Regions from separate parts of the Homo sapiens genome. Here region 2 is linked to region 1. The links are chromatin loops, found by intact Hi-C in ENCODE. Cell type or tissue: IMR-90. All regions are shown on one strand. Each heading gives the region's core, and the rest is flanking DNA. Links, peaks and the distances in the headings are about the cores only.

Region 1 (5,389 bases), core at 275-5,274:
CCTCCTTCTCCTTCTTCCCAGCAACTCCATTCATTGAGGACACACATTTCTGCAAGAAGCTACCTGTCTCAGGCCTTAATTTATTTCACTTAATACTAAGAAAAGGCAAATCTCAGGCAGTTTTCAAATAGAAGCAACCAAAAAAAAGCGGGGGGGGCAGAAATAGTAGAAAAATGACCAAGTACAAATATTTCCTGACTATGATGCTGAAAAGCTACTCCTTTTCAGTTATGCATACCTATTTGGTGTCTCATTCCTCTAAGAGTCCTGGTAGAGCCCTTGCCATTTACAGAAGACTCAGGACACTTGTGAAGCTAGACTGAATATCCACTGCTAGAAACTGAATTTAAAATTTAAAATGTGCCTCTTAAATAATAGAATTCATCCAAATTTAACCCATTAAGAATTCTAAAACTAATATATATTAAAATTAAACTATAAGTAATAAAGCACTATACATATATTAAGTGATCCTTCTAACAGGCTTAGTAAGAAGAAAACACAGGTAACATTATCTTCATTTTATAGATAAGGCAACTGAGGTTTAAGAAGATAAAGTGATTTGTCTAGGTTTACAAAGCTAGTTAAATGGCATGGTCAAGACTGAACCTTATGAGTTTTCTGACTCAAGCCTCTTCATATCAAACCAAAATAAGTTTTCGTAAACAGCCCAAAAGGCTTCACAAAAACCTCAGAGGAAAATTTAATCACTAGAGCATTTTTCACAAAACAAAATCCTAAAATGGACAGTAACAGAAAGAATTACTACATGTTTCATTTAAACATTTAAAAATTGCATATGATGTGTATATAAAGTATACTTAATAAATATGAATGCTGTTGTGATCTCCTCCTTAATTACATCTCTTTTTTTGTTAAGGAAAAGTTTAAAAGCCATTGTTTTATCACAGCTCTATTTCCTTAGGGTTCCCCAGATGTGACTTTACTAGTAAATCATGGTAAATATGAGTATGTTTTAGGTATATACAGTACAGGTTTTTGGGCCCCAACACAGAGATTTTAATGCATTAAGTTCACACTCTGCACTTTAACAAACATTCCAGGAGATTCTGATTGGCCAAATTTCTAATACTGCCCCAACAGAATTCCTAGAGGAAAAGCAGTCCAAGAGAATTTAAGAAATTAAAATCCAGGGGCAAAGACTATTTATTAATCTCCCCTAACCCTGAAGCCAGAAAAAAACCAAACAGGTTGGGAACCTATTCCATTCAACATAGTCTCCAAACTTAGCTGGCCTTGCCTCAACTTATCAGAAAAGTTGGTCTTCTCCTCATACCATGTTACCGGATAGATGTAAATGCAAAGGGTTTCCATTTTAATATTCCTACTTCCTTAGCTTGAGTCTACGAAAACTCAGTAAATCCCAAAGCACAAGTATAAGACTGTGATGAATATTTAAGTTGTAACTTTCCCAGAATGCTATGTAGAAACTGAGAGGGAAGAGGTTTGGAGGTCGGGAGGAATGGGGAGGAGGGGAAGATCTGACCTAGTGGGAGAAGTCAGTTGGCCTGCTGGCTTCCCTAGCTCAGATAGGAGTACACAGAAAGAAATTGTGTACTGAGCGGGATTCCTCCACATGATAGTGGGAAATGTTCCCAAGAGGGGTTCCTAAGTAGGAGATCATAATCATAATGGTAATAATCATCTACTTACAAGCTGCCTCTTCTTGGAAGGCTCAACTCCTTCTGAAAAACAAAACATATGCAAGTTAGAAATAAGAACCCATCTGAGTCCTGTTGGTCTACCTAAATGTCCTAGGAAATTCACAGCATTATCTTAATAATGGAAAAGGCCACATATTTCTAAATAACAACTTTTTCTTTGCCTCTTAAATTTTATTTATTTTTTTTTTTTTTTGAGACGGAGTCTCATTTTGTCTCCCAGGCTGGAGTGCAGTGGCGCAATCTTGGCTCACTGCAAGCTCCACCTCCCAGGTTCACGCCTTTCTCCTGTCTCAGCCTCCTGAGTAGCTGGGACTACAGGCACCCGCCACCACGCCTGGCTAATTTTTTTTTTTTTTTTTTTTTTTTTTTTTTAGTAGAGACGGGGTTTCACCGTGTTAGCCAGGATGGTCTCGATCTCCTGACCTCGTGATCCGCCCGCCTCGGCCTCCCAAAGTACTGGGATTACAGGTGTGAGCCACCATGCCCAGCCTGTCTCTTAAATTTTTGTGAAATAAAAGCACTCAGGCAAACTATTACTTCTTTATCCTTCCTTCCTAAAAGGAATGTCTCATAGAATACATGCAACATTTTTCCCACTAGATGGAACCATCTCCCCAGTGTAGATTACAGGCACTCTAGGCCAGCCATTAACTGCTGCTGAATTGTAAAGGGCATTAGTGGCAAGCATACAGAAGGAATGAAATAGGATTAGGGGCAGTGGGTGATAACTAGAAAATATTTTAGACAAATAAAGTAGTATAGTTAATAATATAACAAAGAGATGACTTCACACACCACTGGCATAAGAAATAACCTTTACGATAACAGCTGGGGCCCCTGTGACTTGCTTTCCAAGTGTATCAAGTCCCACCTCCCACCAGTCCTAAATTAACAACTATTCTTAATTTTTTAAATATTTTCAATACGTGTTTTTGGATTTGTAAAAAATTAGTAGTATTGTTTTACATGTTTTAAAATTATATATACATGGTATTATATTATATGTATTCCTCTGTTGACATCAGCCAACATTATGAAAACTGGGAGATTCACCCATGTGGATATATTTCACTTTAGTTCACTGATCTTCAGACAGTGGTCCAGTCTATGAATATACCAATATTTATTTATCTATTCTCTAGTAAATGGAAATTTAATTTTCTTTCCATCTTTTTCTTCTCCATTAAAACAATACTCTTGTAAACATTCTTGTAGTTGTTTCCTAGTGCGCATGTAGAAAAAGTTTCTTGGATGTTGAACTACTGAGTCATAAAGTACTGGATATTCCAAATTGCTCTCCAAAACAACTGTCCATGTAAGAAATATATCCCTCATACACAGTCATGAATATATGTGCTTATATTTTCTTCTAAACATTTTATAGATTTGCTTTTTTCTTTTCTTTTTTTTTTTTTTTTGAGATGGAGTCTCACGCTGTCACCCAGGCTGGCCGATCTCGGTTCACTGCAACCTCCACTTCCTGGGTTCAAGCGATTCTACTGCCTCAGCCTCCAGCTGGGATTACAGGCATGCACCACCATGCCCAGCTAATTTTTTTGTATTTTTAGTAGAGACAGGGGTTCACCATGTTGGCCAGGCTGGTCTCAAACTCCTGACCTCAAGTGATCCTCCCACCTTGGTCTCCCACAGTGCTGAGATTACAGGTGTCAGCCATCACGCCCAGCCGGTTTACTTTTCACAATAAGTTTAATATGCCTTATTTTTGTAAAATTCGCTTATTTTATAAAATTATTTTTGCTAAAATTCAGTATTTGATTGCAATTCTTTTGTGTGTTTTTCTAGGTAAATTTACAAACATTCAACTGTACAAATCTTAAATTACTTAATCTTACGTATGCCAATTGATAAGTCTGTTAAGTACATATACTCAGATAACCTAAATCTCTATCAAAATATAGAACATGTCCATCAATCCAGAAAGTTCCACCATGTCCTTTCTTCGTAAATCCCCAAACAAACCACTATCTTCCTACCCCAAGCAAATATTATTCTCATTATGTCACCACAGATTACTTTTACTTCCTCAAAACTTCATATGAATGGAACCATACAAATATAAACCTTTTTACATAGGCTTCTTCAACTCAGCATAGTATTTGTGAGATTTATCCATGTTGTTGCAGGTAACAATGGCAATATGAATAATATACCCCAGTTAATTTATCGTTTCTCCAATTCCATTTTTCAGCTATTAACATTCCTATAACATGTTTTTTGACAAGCTATATTTCACTTCTCTTGGGTAAATCCCTAAAAGTGTAGAATTACTCAGTTAAAGGGTAGATATATATTTAGATTTATAAGAAGCTACCAGACCTTTTTCTAAAGTGATTATACCATGCTACATTCCCATTAACAATGTATGAGAGTTTCAACTGCTTCACATCCTAGCTAATACATGTTATGTTCACATTAATAATATAAGAAAGTTCGAACTACTCTACATTCATGCCAATACATGGTATCAGCTTTTTATATTTTAGTCATTTTACATTTTAGCCATTTAGGTGTGTACGGGTATCTCATTGTGGCTTTAATCATTTTCCTGATGACTAACGATGTTGAGTATCTTTTCATGTGCTTATTAACCATCAATATATATTCCTTTGTGAAGTATCTTAAAATTTTTTTACCTTTTTAAAAATTGAGTTATCTTTTTACTATTGAATTATAAGAGCTCTTCATAATCTTCTAAATACAAGTCCTTTGTCATATGTGTTTTATAAATATGTTCTAATCTGTGGCTTGCCTACTAAAGTTATTGGTGGTGCCTTTTTTTTTTTTTTTTTTTGAGATGGAGTCTCGCTCTGTCACCCAGGCTGGAGCGCAGTGGTGCAATCTCGGCGTGCGGCAACCTCCACCTCCTGGGTTCAAGTGATTTTCCTGCCCCAGCCTCTCAAGTAGCTGGGATTACAGGCACCCATCACCATGCCCAGCTAATTTTTATATTCTTAGTAGAGATGGGTTTTCACCATATTGGTCAAGTTGGTCTAGAACTCCTGACCTCAGGTGATCCACCTGCCTCAACCTCCCAAAGTGTTGGGATTACAGGCGTGAGCCACCATGCCAGGCCAGTAGAGCCTTTTGATGAGTGAAAATTAATTTTGAGGTAGTATGTGAGATGAAATTAAGGTTCATTTTTTTTCATATGGATATCCACTTATTTCAATACCATTTATTGAAAACACTGTCCTTTCCCTAACAATTTTTTTTTTAACCTTTCTGGGCTCTCTATTGCATCCTACTGATCTATTTTTCTGCCCTATGCAAGCACCACACTATCATGATTCTGTGGTTTTATATTTAGTCCTAAAGTCAGATTGTACAGTCCTTTAACTTTATTATTTTCCAAGATTGCTTTAGATATTCTAGATTCTTGCATTTCGATTTGAATTTTTGAATCCAATTATTAATTTTTACCAAAAAAAAAAAAGCCTGCTGGGATTATACATCAATTTGGAAAGAAGTGATATCTCAAAATATCAAGTCTTATAATACATGAACATAGTACTTCTCCATTTACCGAGTTCTTTAATTACTCTAAGCAATGTTTTATCGTTTTTAACAAAAACACCTTGCACTCCTTTTATTAAGCTCATCCCTAAGTAGATTTTTTAAAGCTATTATAAATAAAAACTTTTATTTCATTTTCCAATTGCTTGCATGTTTATAGAAATTCAATT
Region 2 (5,389 bases), core at 194-5,193, 240 kb after region 1:
TGCATCTTGTATTGAGCTGACAGTTTTAGGCTATGAGCACCAGTGTCTGCCAGCATCACTAAAAGAAGCACAACCACATGTTATTTGTGTGTGTCTCCTAATGGAAGAATACAAAACCACTAAGGATTCTGTAACCTCTAGAACCAACTACCAATTTATAGAAAGAGGCTTAAGATTTTCTAAAAACTAGTAGATTAAAAGCTGAGATTGTTTTTGGAGACAAAACTATAGTGTCAAGGGAGACACAATGGGTTAGTAAAAAAAAAAAATGCAGTGATCACCATAAGTATGAGTAGTTTTGGGGTTTTTTTCTAATGAGATTTGTAATGTCTTTCTGGTTTGTCTGGTAATGTTATGTTGCTTAAACCATGTAGTGTTTAAAAGAACTTTTACCCATTAACTTATTCATTTGTTTTATATTTTTCCTGTTTATATTTTACAAGTTTTAAAACTGTATTTTTTAAAACAGTAGAAAGAGATCAAAGATACTGTATAAATAGGAGCATTGTCTCTGAGAACCCTGGGTACAACATGCCTATTAAAATGAAACAAGGAAACAACCACAGCTTTTATGGCTGGGCACTCCTTCTGCCTCTACCACTCCATCTAGAGGAATGTATTTACCTGTCCTTGAAAATCTGTCACTGATTTGTCCACTTATATAGAGAGTTGGTAGTTTCATTTGCATTTGTGCTTGTTCTCCTATTGTAGTGGTTCTCACCTTGATTGCTTGGAAAATACATACCTGCTAGAGGCCCTGCCCCTGGAGATTCTGATTCTGAAGCTCTGTAGTGGAGCCTGGGTGTCTTTTTGTTGTTTGTATAATGTTCACAGGCAATTGTGCTGAAAAGCCATTTTCCTGCTGGGCACAGTGGCTCATGCCTGTAATCTCAGCACTTTGGGAGGCCAAGGTGAGTGGATCACTTGAGGTCAGTTCGAGACCAGCCTGGCCAGCATGGTGAAACCCTGTCTGTACTAAAAATACAAAAATTAGCTGGGTGTGGTGGTGCGCACCTGTAATCCCAGTTACTCAGGAAGCTGAGACAGGAGAATTGCTTGAACCTGGAAAGTGGAGGTTGCAATGAGCCAGGATTGTGCCACTGTACTCCAACCTGGGCAACAGAGTGACACTCTGTCACAAAAAAAAAAAAAAAAAAAAAAAAAAAAAGCCATTCTCCTACCCTGTTACCAGATCGTAAAGTTTGGGCTAGGACAGCAGTGTCATACGATTAGTTATTAAGTCTAGTCTATTGCTCTTAACTCTTCCCTGCCCTTTCCCTTATCTCGTTCTCTACTTCTGTTACCTTTATTACCCTCCCGGACTATGGAATTGATCTCCTAATGGTCTCTTAGTTGATGTTTAAATACCTCAGATCCATCCTTTAAGCTGCTACTAGAGTGACGGTTGTAAGTTGATAATTAGATAATGTTAACTGCATGAAAGATGGATCCTCATTACCTGTAGAATAAAACTTAATCTCCCCTAAGAAATCCTCCACAAGCTGGCTCTTGCCTGCTTTGCCAGATACCTCTTTCCCCACAGAAGGGTCCCCTCCTTCCCTAGCACTACTCATGCTGAACTATTTGCAGACCTGAATATTCTGTTCTTTTTAATGCTTTCTGTTCCTGGAATTACCGTTTTTCCAGCTTTGGAATTCATCTTTAAGGATTCTTAAATCACCTGTTAGTAAAGCCTTTTCTGATAGCACTTCTCTTTCAAGTAGAATTGATGTTTCTTACTGAGTACTCCTTCTTCCCTAATATGAATTTTTTTCATCGTCCTTGTAACCTTTTATTGTACTTAACTTGTCTAGAAGTTTTTATAGCAAAACTGTGACCCGTGTGAAGACAGGGGCTCTTTATTGTATTTCTAGCACAGTCCTTGGCATATGGTCTGCCCCTGCCCTACACCCATCTTAGAAATGCAGTGAATACTATACATTTCACTGACCACATTGTCCTCCTTTAATCTGAGGAAAATGATCCACATTCTTGTTCATCTAACTTTCAGTGCCTCCTTATTTGGCATACATATCCTATAGGAAAGTGGGAATTCGCACATTTAGTCTGTTTATTTAAAATAAATGAAATCCCTTATATCAAAGGAAATGAAACTCAGGAGAACCTAATATTAACATAATACCTATTGATTTTGTGTTTTGATATTTTCTGTTTGTTACGTTTCTGAATACAGTGTCAAATTAGTAAGTGTTGCTAATATGTAAAATATGTAATTATTTGATAGGTTCCATGGTGATGGCTACTTTGTGAAAAGTGCCAAAATGATCAGCTTTCTGTATCAACCATTCATATCCCTTTTTTCCTAGCCTTCCTTGAATCCAGAAGCTGGCAAACAGCATCAGCCATGCAGACCTATTGGGACACCTTCTGGAGTATGGGGTAGGTAGATTTTGCCATTTTAAAGGCACAACTTTAAAATTTTTTCTTAGCAGGGAGGGGAGCAAAGATTCCTTATCTCTTTTTATCTCTTGTTTCTCATCTCATGCATTTGCCCATGGTAACTAACATCTGACTGTAGCGGGTTATTCTGCCCCCTACCCCACCGCCCAACCCCCAAACACCACTGAAATGTTACCATGGTAGTAGAGTCAAAATACAGACAACTGAGAACTTATAGAACCGTGAATTTGGAAGCAGTTGTTTTGGTGGTGTTTGTTAGTCTGTTTGTTTGAGACAGTCTCATTCTGTTGCCCAGGCTGTAGTGCAGTGGCGCAATCTCAGCTCACTGCAGCCTCCACCTCCCTAGCTGGGACTACACCATGCCTGGCTAATGTTTGTATTTTTAGTCCAGACAGGGTTTTACCATGTTGATCAGGCTTGTCTTGAATTCTTGGCCTCAAGTGATCCACCCATCTTGGCCTCCCAAAGTGCTGGGATTACAGGCATGAGCCACCGTAGCCAACATGGAAGCAGATTTTAAGTAGAAAAAGTTCATGAAAAGTAACTTAATTAACATTGCTACTTCACTTACTTTTTTTTTTTTTTTTTTTTGAGATGGAGTCTCACTCTGTTGCCAGGCTGGAGTGCGGTGGCGAGATCTCAGCTCACTGCAACCTCAGCCTCCCGGATTCAAGCTTTTCTCCTGCCTCAGCCTCCTAAGTAGCTGGGAATACAGGCCTATGCCACCACGCCCGGCTAATTTTTGTTATTTAGTAGAGATGGGGTTTCACCATGTTGGCCACGATGGTCTCGATCTCTTGACCTCATCATCCGCCTGCCTCGGCCTCTCAAAGTGCTGAGATTACAGGCGTGAGCCACCATACCCAGCCCATAACAATATATTCTTAAACATTCATATATATGTATGTTTAAATATTCGTGTGTGTGTGTGTGTGTGTGTGTGTTTATGTGTATGTGTGTGTATATATATGTTTGTGGTTTTTTGTTTTGTTTTGTTTTGTTTTTTGAGACAGAATCTCACTCTGTCGCCCAGGCTAGAGTGCAGTGGTGCGATAGGAATCTGTATTTCAAACCAAACCTCATCTGTGGCATTGGGATCTTTGGCATTTACAAATTGGACTCTCCTGGTTTCTTCATTAGACATGTTGATAGCCAAGAACATGGGAAGTCTTTAACATATCTAAATGATGGGTTTAGAATCCAGTATTGTAGGATTAAGATTGATCGATGTACCTTCTCCTCTTTGCTAATGGTGTATACCTTTGCTCCAGTTTGCCTCATCAGAGGGTTTCATGGCAGACTCCAATCCCTGATTACCTCATCTCTCTATTCTCATGCTGACAGGAGCTGCTACTTTTAGGTGTTTTTTTTTGTTTTGTTTTTGTTTTTTTGAGTTAGGGTCTGACTTTGTCATCCATGCTGGAGTGCAGTGGCACAGTCATGGCTCGCTGCAGCCTCGACCTGGGCTCAAGTGATTCTCCCGCCTCAGCCTCCTAAGTAGCTGGGACCACAGGTGTGCACCACCATGCCTGGCTAATGTTTGTATTTTTTGTAAAGATGGGGATTTGCCACAGGGTTTGCCAGCCCAGGCTGGTCTCGAACTCTTGGGACTCAAGTGATCTGCCCACCTCAGCACCTCCAAGTGCTGAGATTACAGGCATGAGCCACAGTGCCTGGCGCTTGGATTTATTCTTGTTGGGTTCATGCTTAACTGATCACACTGTCCATCAGACATATTGTGCCCCTGAAGGACTGCTAACATCTTTGGACTTCCTGGCTGATTTATAAATTTAGTATCCAGTTCCTCATATGCTGCATTTTTTTGTACAGTTCCTGAGTAGTCTCACTTTTGAGAGTATCTATTAAGTGCATACCAGGGAATGTTTAATCCCTCTGTCTCAACTGTCAGCTGTTTTGTTGACTAAGGCCTTTGTATAAACTATGCTTCATGTTACACAACAGGTTTGACATTCTGTTGTCTCTCCACTCTTGTACTTCACAGAAAACCCGCCTAGTGCCAAGCAACCCTCCAAGATGCTAGTTATCAAAAAAGTTTCCAAAGAGGATCCTGCTGCTGCCTTCTCTGCTGCATTCACCTCACCAGGATCTCACCATGCAAATGGGAACAAATTGTCATCCGTGGTTCCAAGTGTCTATAAGAACCTGGTTCCTAAGCCTGTACCACCTCCTTCCAAGGTATGATTTAGAATCAGGGCAAGAACCTTATACAAGAGAGGTTTGGGAATAAATCAGGAAAAAATTAATAAATTTGTTTTTTCTTGCCGCATCAGTCACCAGATATTCTTTCAGTACCTGTTATATGTATACAGCTTTCTTTGCTTTTTTTTTTTTCTTTTTCTTTATTTTTTTGAGACAAGGTCTCACTCTGTCACCCAGGCTGGAATGCAGTGGCACAATCATGGCTCAGTGTGACCTCAGCCTCCCAAGTAGCTGAAACTACAGGGGCACGCCATTATGCCCGGCTATTTTTTTTATTTATTTTATTTTTTGTTTTGTTTTGTTTTTTTGAGATGGAGCCTCGCTCTGTCACCCAGGCTGGAGTGCAGTGGCACGATCTCAGCTCACTGCAAGCTCCACCTCCTGGGTTCACACCATTCTTCCTCAGCCTCCCGAGTAGCTGGGACTACAGGCGCCCGCCACCACACCCGGCTCGGTGTTTTTTTGTATTTTTAGTAGAGACGGGGTTTCACCGTTGTTAGCCAGGATGGTCTCAATCTCCTGACCTCGTGATCCGCCCGCCTCGGCCTCCCAAGGTGCTGGGATTACAGGCGTGAGCCGCCACGCCCAGCCATTTTTTTTTTTTTTTTTTTAATTATTTTTTGTAGAGACAGAATCTCATTTTGTTGCCCAGGCTGGTCTCTATCTCCTGGCCTCAAGGAATCCTCCTGCCTCAGCCTCCCAGAGCGCTGAGATTATGGGCGTGAGCCACCACACCTGGCCCCTCTGG

Evidence for each region. Peaks named below come from ENCODE experiments on the same cell type or tissue, not always from the same donor. Only the 100,000 strongest peaks of a DNase experiment are listed, where the experiment ranks them.
Region 2: it touches region 1 in a loop (3-fold over the local background); 11 of 110 quality-filtered maps call a loop at or near these places.

Annotation. Positions count from the first base shown.
Region 1 is chr1:45,878,681-45,884,069 of GRCh38, reverse strand. It overlaps MAST2 (microtubule associated serine/threonine kinase 2), which reads right to left. Exons shown (of 29, transcript NM_015112.3): 4 at 1,675-1,706. All of the region lies in intron 2 of LOC105378694 (a long non-coding RNA gene), which reads left to right. Among named protein-coding and RNA genes, the nearest start is that of MAST2, 78 kb to the right of the region's middle. In IMR-90, for the core only: a CTCF peak has its summit at 2,287 (motif pointing right); DNase peaks (open chromatin) are centred at 2,289 and 2,949; H3K27ac peaks cover 374 bases.
Region 2 is chr1:45,639,438-45,644,826 of GRCh38, reverse strand. GPBP1L1 (GC-rich promoter binding protein 1 like 1) reads left to right here. Exons shown (of 13, transcript NM_021639.5): 7 at 2,328-2,400; 8 at 4,424-4,617. Among named protein-coding and RNA genes, the nearest start is that of CCDC17, 18 kb to the right of the region's middle. In IMR-90, for the core only: no CTCF peak of the experiment used is centred there; no DNase peak of the experiment used is centred there; H3K27ac peaks cover 308 bases.